Regions from separate parts of the Homo sapiens genome. Here region 1 is linked to region 2. Evidence: chromatin contacts called from ENCODE Hi-C data. All regions are on one chromosome and are shown on one strand. The core of a region is the stretch at or near the end of the contact, and the rest is flanking DNA. Distances in the headings are between cores, read along the strand shown.

Region 1 (3,365 bases), core at 178-2,677, 1.2 Mb after region 2:
CTGGTGGTGGAGGGGGGGAACCACTCCTTTGCAAAAGAGATAGTTCAGAATGATACGGGAGAGATTACACTAAATAAAAATTCAAGGTGTGAAAGCTTCATCTTGGCTCGCGTGTCTTCAACACCATGACACCTTATCATTAAGAGCGCTGATTGTTACTTTCCGAGCCTTTAGATGATCAGCCAGAAAGTGCAAACAACGCGGGGCTGGAGGGTGTAAAGTTATTTAAGCAGGCGTTCTTTTTTTCTTTTGGTGCGCAGTCAAAACATTTCACAAGTTAGGAAAAGAAAGTGGTGGTTCCGAAGCTCGGAATGATGGGCTCTTTTCCTCCTCCACCCCCCCACCTTCCATATCAGGAAAGAAATAAAACGCACAATGAGCCTTTATTTCAGGAGAGAAGACTTCAAAATACGTGCCAGTAATGGACAATTTGAGCTTTTCACTGGAAATACTCACACCGCAAGCTGGAAAGGGATTAAAAAGCCCCACGTGGTTGATCTGGGTTTATACTTGCAACCTCCAGTTCCCCACGTATGTTCTTTGCAAAGGTTGGCCTCTAGATGGATGCAAGTAAGGGACCCTCTGGGGCTCGGGCTCGGCGCCTCGGGCAGGGCTGACGTTGGGAGCGCTATGAGCTGCCGGGCAGGGTCCTCACCGGGGGCTTCCTCTGCGGGCCAGGGCTGCCGGGCGCCACCGGGACGCGAGCGCGCACGCCTCGGCCCGGCGGCCGCGCTCCTCGCACCGCCTTCTCCGCAGGTCTTTATTCATCATCTCATCTCCCTCTTCCCCTTCTCCTTCTCCTTTGCCTCCTTCTCCTTTGCCTCCTTCTCCTCCTCTTCCTCCCCCTCCTCCACCACCACCTCCTCCTCCTCTGCCGCCGCCACCTCCTCCTCTTGCATCTCACTGGCCTGGCTCTGAGTGACAAAGACAATGTCCCAGCCTTAACTTTGCAACCACCTTGCCTCCTTCTGGGGTTCAGCAGGGGGGAGGGGGAACAGCAGCAGCAGCCTCAGCATCTCCTCCAGCTTCTCCTTCTGCTCTTCTCGAGCTCTTGGATAATTCTTCCTCTTTTTTCCCCTAGCCTTTTTCCTCATTTCTTTCTTTCTTTCTTTTTTTCCTTCCTCTCTGCTGCACGTTGTTGTTGTTATTAGAAAGGCTTCGCGCACCCCCTGGTGCTCCGGCGTTTTGTGTGGCAGGAGAAGATTGTCTTCCTTCTCTCTTTCTGTCTTGCTTTCTCTCTCCCCCTGGTTGCTCATTATTCAGAGAGAGACACAGAGGGAGGGAGAGAGAGAGAGCGCGCGAGGGAGAGGGAGGAGAGGAGAGAGAAGAGGAGAGAGAGGGGAGAGAGAGAGTGAGAGGGAGAGGGAGGGAGGGAGAGAGAGAGAGAGGGAGAGAGACGGATATCTCAGGTCATCTGCAGCTGCAGCGAGTCTGAGGAGCCGAGGAAGGCAGGGAAGATGGCGATCCTCCATTGCTGAGACCCGGCAGAAGCACATGAGACTCCCAAACAACTTCCACAACAATAACCCGAGCAGGAAGAGGAGAAAGAGAAAGAGGATAAGGAGGCGGTGGGGCTGGAGAACCCGAAGCACCTCCCGGCGCCGGGACGCTTCTTCTGTAAGTTACTGCAATTAACAACCACCTCGGGGTGGTCCGAGTGCTCCGGGGAAGAGAGCGCGGGGTGGTGGAGGCACAAACGCGCTCATTCATTCGGCCAAGGAGGGTTGGAGGAGCGGGGAGGAGAGGAAGTCCCCTGCATGGACTGGCTGTTGGAAGAGGAGAAGAAGCGAGAGAGAAGAGGAGGAGGGGGAGGAGGGAGAGCAGGAGGGGGAGGAGGAAGAGGAGGAGGAGAAGCGAGGGAGGAAGAGGAGGAGGAGGAAGAGGAGGAGAAGGTGGTAGTGGTGGCAGTGGAGGTGGCTGTGCTTTTCCTGCTGGCTGCTGCTCCTGCTGGGGGGAGTGAGCGCGGTGGCTTAATTAATTTCGTGTAGTTCTATGAAGAGAAGAGAAAATGAAAGATGAGTGAGAAGAGAGCTGGAGGCTTAGGACGGATGCTCCGAGTGTGGGGACAGGAGTAGGGACAGAGGGGGGCGGAGGGCGGGAGGCCGGAGACCTGAGCCGAGAGCCAGAGGGAGCGAGCGAGGGTCAGAGGAGGGAGAGCTCCGTGCGAGCGGCCCCGACCTGAGCGGGTTGACCTCTTTCTTTCTCTGTCCCTCTCCTTCCTTTCCCCCTTCTGTCTGCCTGTCCCCCGCCCGATGGCAAAGCCGTGCGGATTGGCAGCCCCCCTCTTCCTCAGGTATTTGGCTCTCTCTCTCTCTCTCTCTCTCTCTCTCTCTCTCTCTCTCTCTCTCTCTCTCTCTCTCTCTCTCTCTCTCCCTCTCCCCGAAGTTGGGATGCGGGGTCGGGATGTGTCGGGGGGTGGCTGCTGCAGCTGCTGGTGCCGGTGCTGCTGGTGAACAGAGAGGCGAGGAGCGGGGGGCACCGGCCGGGTGGGGGGCGCAGGTTCAGGAGCGGCTGAGGAGCTGTCTCCAGGCTGGAGGTTCAGAAGCGTCTGGTGGAGGAGGACAACGGTTTCTGGAGAGGAGAAGCCATTACACACGCTTGGCTCTCCTCTGAGGAAGGGAGAAAGGAAGGCAGGGGCCTGGGGGGGCGTCTCACTCCTGGTGCAGTTCCCAGGGGTCTGCCCTCCTTCCAGGCACGAGGGGAAGCCGCAGCCGCCCCCCATTGGAGCAGCCCCTCTTTCCCTTTCTTTATCTCCCTGTCCTCCATTTGCAAGCTGTCTGCTTTGGTTCCAGTCCAGACTCCAAAACACAAAGCTCCTTCTCACGTTCATTCTCCAGGCTGTTCACCATTCCTGAAGGAACCCTCGTTTTCTTTTCATTGTGGCTTCTAACCTACAGAGAGGGAGGGAGGGAGGCTGCCTGGAGTTCCTTTTATATTCCTCCCCAACCAAGAAAAAAAAAAGTTTCATTTTTAAGCACGCGTCTGGGATGGGGAAAGACCAACCAGTTGGGGCTTTCTCCCAGGGCTCCCGGGGGCTGTGTCTGAGTGTCTGTGTTGGCTGTTTGGTTTGCTTTGGTTTTGTTTCTGGAGGTTGCTTGCAGGTTTTTGGAGGAAGTGACTAGTTTGGTTAAGAGCTGGGAACTGAGTCAGGTAAGCCGTGTCATGTTGTAACTCCACCAGAAAATGGAGGAGAGCGGGTTTCCAGGAGACAAAGCTGAGATGAGAAGTGTTTATAAAATTATGGATGTCTCCATTTTGAAGCTCTGTTGGTGATGGCTGGAGGAGGAGGAGGCTTGCTTGCCTACTCCTTCTCTCTTTCCAGAGGGAAACCTTGTGGTGGTTCCTCACTGTCTATTCATTATGCA
Region 2 (3,405 bases), core at 699-3,198:
TTTAAGTCCAAAGACTAACCATATATTTTGCAAAATTTAAGACTGTTAAAATGTAAAATATTTAAAGAAATAATATCCAGGCTGGGTGTGAGTGGCTCACGCCTGTAATCCCAGCACTTTGGGAGGCCAAGGCGGGCGGATCATGAGGTCAGGAGTTCCAAACCATCCTGGCCAACATGGTGAAACCCCGTCTGTACTAAAAATACAAAAAAAACGTGGTGGCACGTGCCTTTAATCCCAGCTACTCGGGAGGCTGAGGCAGGAGAATCGCTTGAATCAGCGAGTTGGGGGTTGCAGTGAGCCGAGATCGCGCCACTGCACTCGTCTGGCAACAGAGCAAGATTACATATCAAAAAAAAAAAAAAAAAAAAAAAAAAAAAACAAGAAAAGAAAAAAAAGAAGTAATATCCAAACTCTGAGCCTAAATTCGCAAAACTAAAATTCCAAAAATAAGCGAATGTGTAAAAAGTATGGAAAGAACAGACTTAAACAGGAAAGTATAAATATTCACAGGTGGTTTTTTTCCCCTTAGTTTTGCTAGAAAGTGTGCTACAGGTCTAAAGACTTTTCTCTACGGGAAGTGCTTGCTTAGAAAACCACACGTGAAAAGTATTTGAACAAGTCTATTCTTTCTTGATAAGTAATGAAGTGTAGAGATTTACTACAATTTTCCTACGTTTTAAACACTTAGTGTTTAGGGCAGTATTTCTGACATCCAGCAAAATGCTGGTTACATAGTAGGCACGCAAAAAACATTTTGTTAAATGAATTAAAATTAATGAATACATATTCAGATAAAAAAAATTCTCCTTTTGCAGTGCATACACCCGTGAAGCTGTCACCTACCTAGCAGCTAATCACGTTTCTCCAATTTCCTGGTGCCAGCATAATCTGTTCACACATCAAATAAGTGTGCCAAGCTAGTTTTTTTTCTTACCCAAACCTATTCCTTCTTGTTTCCTATTTATCAGAATGCAACCACAATCCTCCTACTCACCCGTTCCTCATTTTATTTGACAAATGCTTCCTTTCCCGCCTGTACAGACTGACACTCACTGACGATATTCTGCTTCTACCCATGTTTCCCACAATTGGTCTCAATTTCTGCTGCCACAGCCTCCACTACCTTTTGCTTGGACCAGTGAATACCCTCTGATTTTCCGTTGTCAGTCGCTTCTCATCAATCTATTCTTAATCTTGTTGCTTCGTTGCACCTCTACTCCCTCACCTTCCACCAAACAACCCAGTTAGCGTAGAGATTAGGAGAAGAGATTCTGGCTCTGAGCTTAACATAGTGATTGATCAAGAATTTAACCTCTGGAGCCAAACTGCCTGGCTTTGTCTGCCATTCGAGGACTTTTCCCAACCTCATTTCTCACTTTGTAGTCAACCCAAAACACCTCCCTCCATCTCCCACCTAGCTTGTGTTTCTCACTTAACTTTTAAAGTCCAGCTCACATGTCACTTTACTCACTTCCCAGAATTGTAATCTTCGTTTCGAACTGCTCTCGCACGGCAGCTATACTTCTCAGTACCTGCTTTTGTACCATTATGTGCGTTTTTTCTCTTTTTATAAAAAATCTCTTTCAGGGAACGCATAGTTCTTGAGGTCAGGATATTATTGTTTTATTTTTATATCTCCAGTAAGTCACAGTGTGACTTGCACTGTGGTTGCTCGATAAATGTTAGGTGAATGACATCAATTTACAGAAATAAATCCAACTCTGAGCGTCTCCCCTTGAGGACCGTGTTTTGTTCATCTGCACGCTCTCCAGGTCCTGCACTGCGCCCAGGACCAAGAAGACGCTGGACCCTTACTAGGAGAACCGAGGCAAGAGCCGGCTGGAGCCGCGGGGAACCCGCTCGCCCCGCCCACCCGCCTAGCGCCGGTGAGCCTGCGGCTCCCGCGAAGCGCGGCCCCGCCCCCTCGGCGCCAGGGCGCACGCGCGGAGCTGGAGCCGGCGCGGAGGAGCGGGCGGCCGCGGCTGTGCCCTCTCCTACTCCTCACCGCGCGAGCGCGGGGAACCAGTAGCCGCGGCTGCTTCGGTTGCCGCGGTCGGTGGTCGTTATGGATTCTCCATGGGACGAGTTGGCTCTGGCCTTCTCCCGCACGTCCATGTTTCCCTTTTTTGACATCGCGCACTATCTAGTGTCAGTGATGGCGGTGAAACGTCAGCCGGGTGAGTGCGGGGCGCCGCGGGCCGGACCCCTCAGAGTGCTCCTGACGGCGAGGACCGTCTAAGTCGGGTGGGTCGGGTGGGTCGGGTGGGCGGCTGAGTGGCCGCTAGCCCAGACAGTTCGATGGTAGAGTTGGAGGGGCGCCAAGGGCCGGTTGGTCTGACTTACTGAGTGCAGATGGGGAAACAGCGTGGGGGAGGACGGAGGCTCTAGTACTCCTCAAAGGAGGCGTGACCTGGGGTCCGCGAGGCCGTAGCCTGGGCGAGCAGGGCCGACCTTGCCAACCGCCCGCAGAAGTCCCAGGACTGACAGAAGCTGCCGCAGCGTTTCGGAACCACAGATATCCGCGCCAGCCCAGGGCTTGGGCGGCCTCCTCGCGGTACCGCCACTCGCTCGCAGTGTCGCCACTCGCTCGCAGTGTCGCCACTCGCTCGCAGTGTTTGAAAGTCATGTGAGGAGACAGCAGGTTTCTGACTCAGTCTCTTGGAGTAATAGATGGTTGCGGACTACTCTCCAGTTATGAAAGTTGTACAAGCACTGAAACAAAAAGCCTCCTGTAGCCAGACCAGGATTCCCCTTCACGCAGTGTCCTAACACCCTGCCTAGCATGTGAGAAGCGAGTGCGTTCCCCTTTTCACAGTCACGACGGACACTGTACAAGCAAGAGTTACCTGGCGTAGTTTCACTATCTGCAGAATGGGGATATAGTCTTGAAACAGCATTTTGAGTTCTTTTAGCAATGCGATCAAGGGACAGTAGTTGTATTTTATTGGATTTTACACCAGGGTGCGTTTGCTCTAATACTGCTTTACTTTTGTAGTTATTCTACTGTGCTTTTAGTTGTATGGACCTCTTCTTTCTTTGAGGTCAGACATTTCTTTGCCTACTTTCTTTGTGTTCTTGCTGTCTTTCATCTGCCTTGCCCTACGGATAGTTGATGAGTGAGGTCTGGAGGATGATGCTGTATCTTTCTTATGGACTACTTACTGGTTTTAAAAAATCCTTAGACCTCAGAAATATTTTTCATTTATGTTGAAGTTTGTAGCTCAGTTTAAATCGTTGGTACAAATTTTGACCTGGATGAGGATGGTATTACTGCATTAAAGTAGAACACATTATCTGCATAAGATATTATTTCTTTGATTTGAAAAAAGTAAGTTTTGTTGCTACTACATGTTCAGAATTTGATTAAAAAAATTTTTTTTTGTATAGGCTGAATCAGATGTT

What was found. Hi-C counts contacts between places; a loop is a spot of excess contacts on that map. Pooled maps may share reads with other maps.
Region 1: a loop to region 2 is called in a map of gastrocnemius medialis, with 2.9 times the contacts of the local background. The contact joins the promoter of ZNF462 here to the promoter of TMEM38B in region 2. A Hi-C loop is called at or near these places in 1 of 168 maps with a recorded cell type or tissue (gastrocnemius medialis) and 10 of 50 pooled maps.

What each region holds. Positions count from the first base shown.
Region 1 is chr9:106,861,739-106,865,103 of GRCh38, forward strand. ZNF462 (zinc finger protein 462) reads left to right here and starts at 1,428. Exons shown (of 13, transcript NM_021224.6): 1 at 1,428-1,617.
Region 2 is chr9:105,692,593-105,695,997 of GRCh38, forward strand. TMEM38B (transmembrane protein 38B) reads left to right here and starts at 1,949. Exons shown (of 6, transcript NM_018112.3): 1 at 1,949-2,180. The coding sequence starts at 2,069. RefSeq lists a silencer at 1,783-2,052.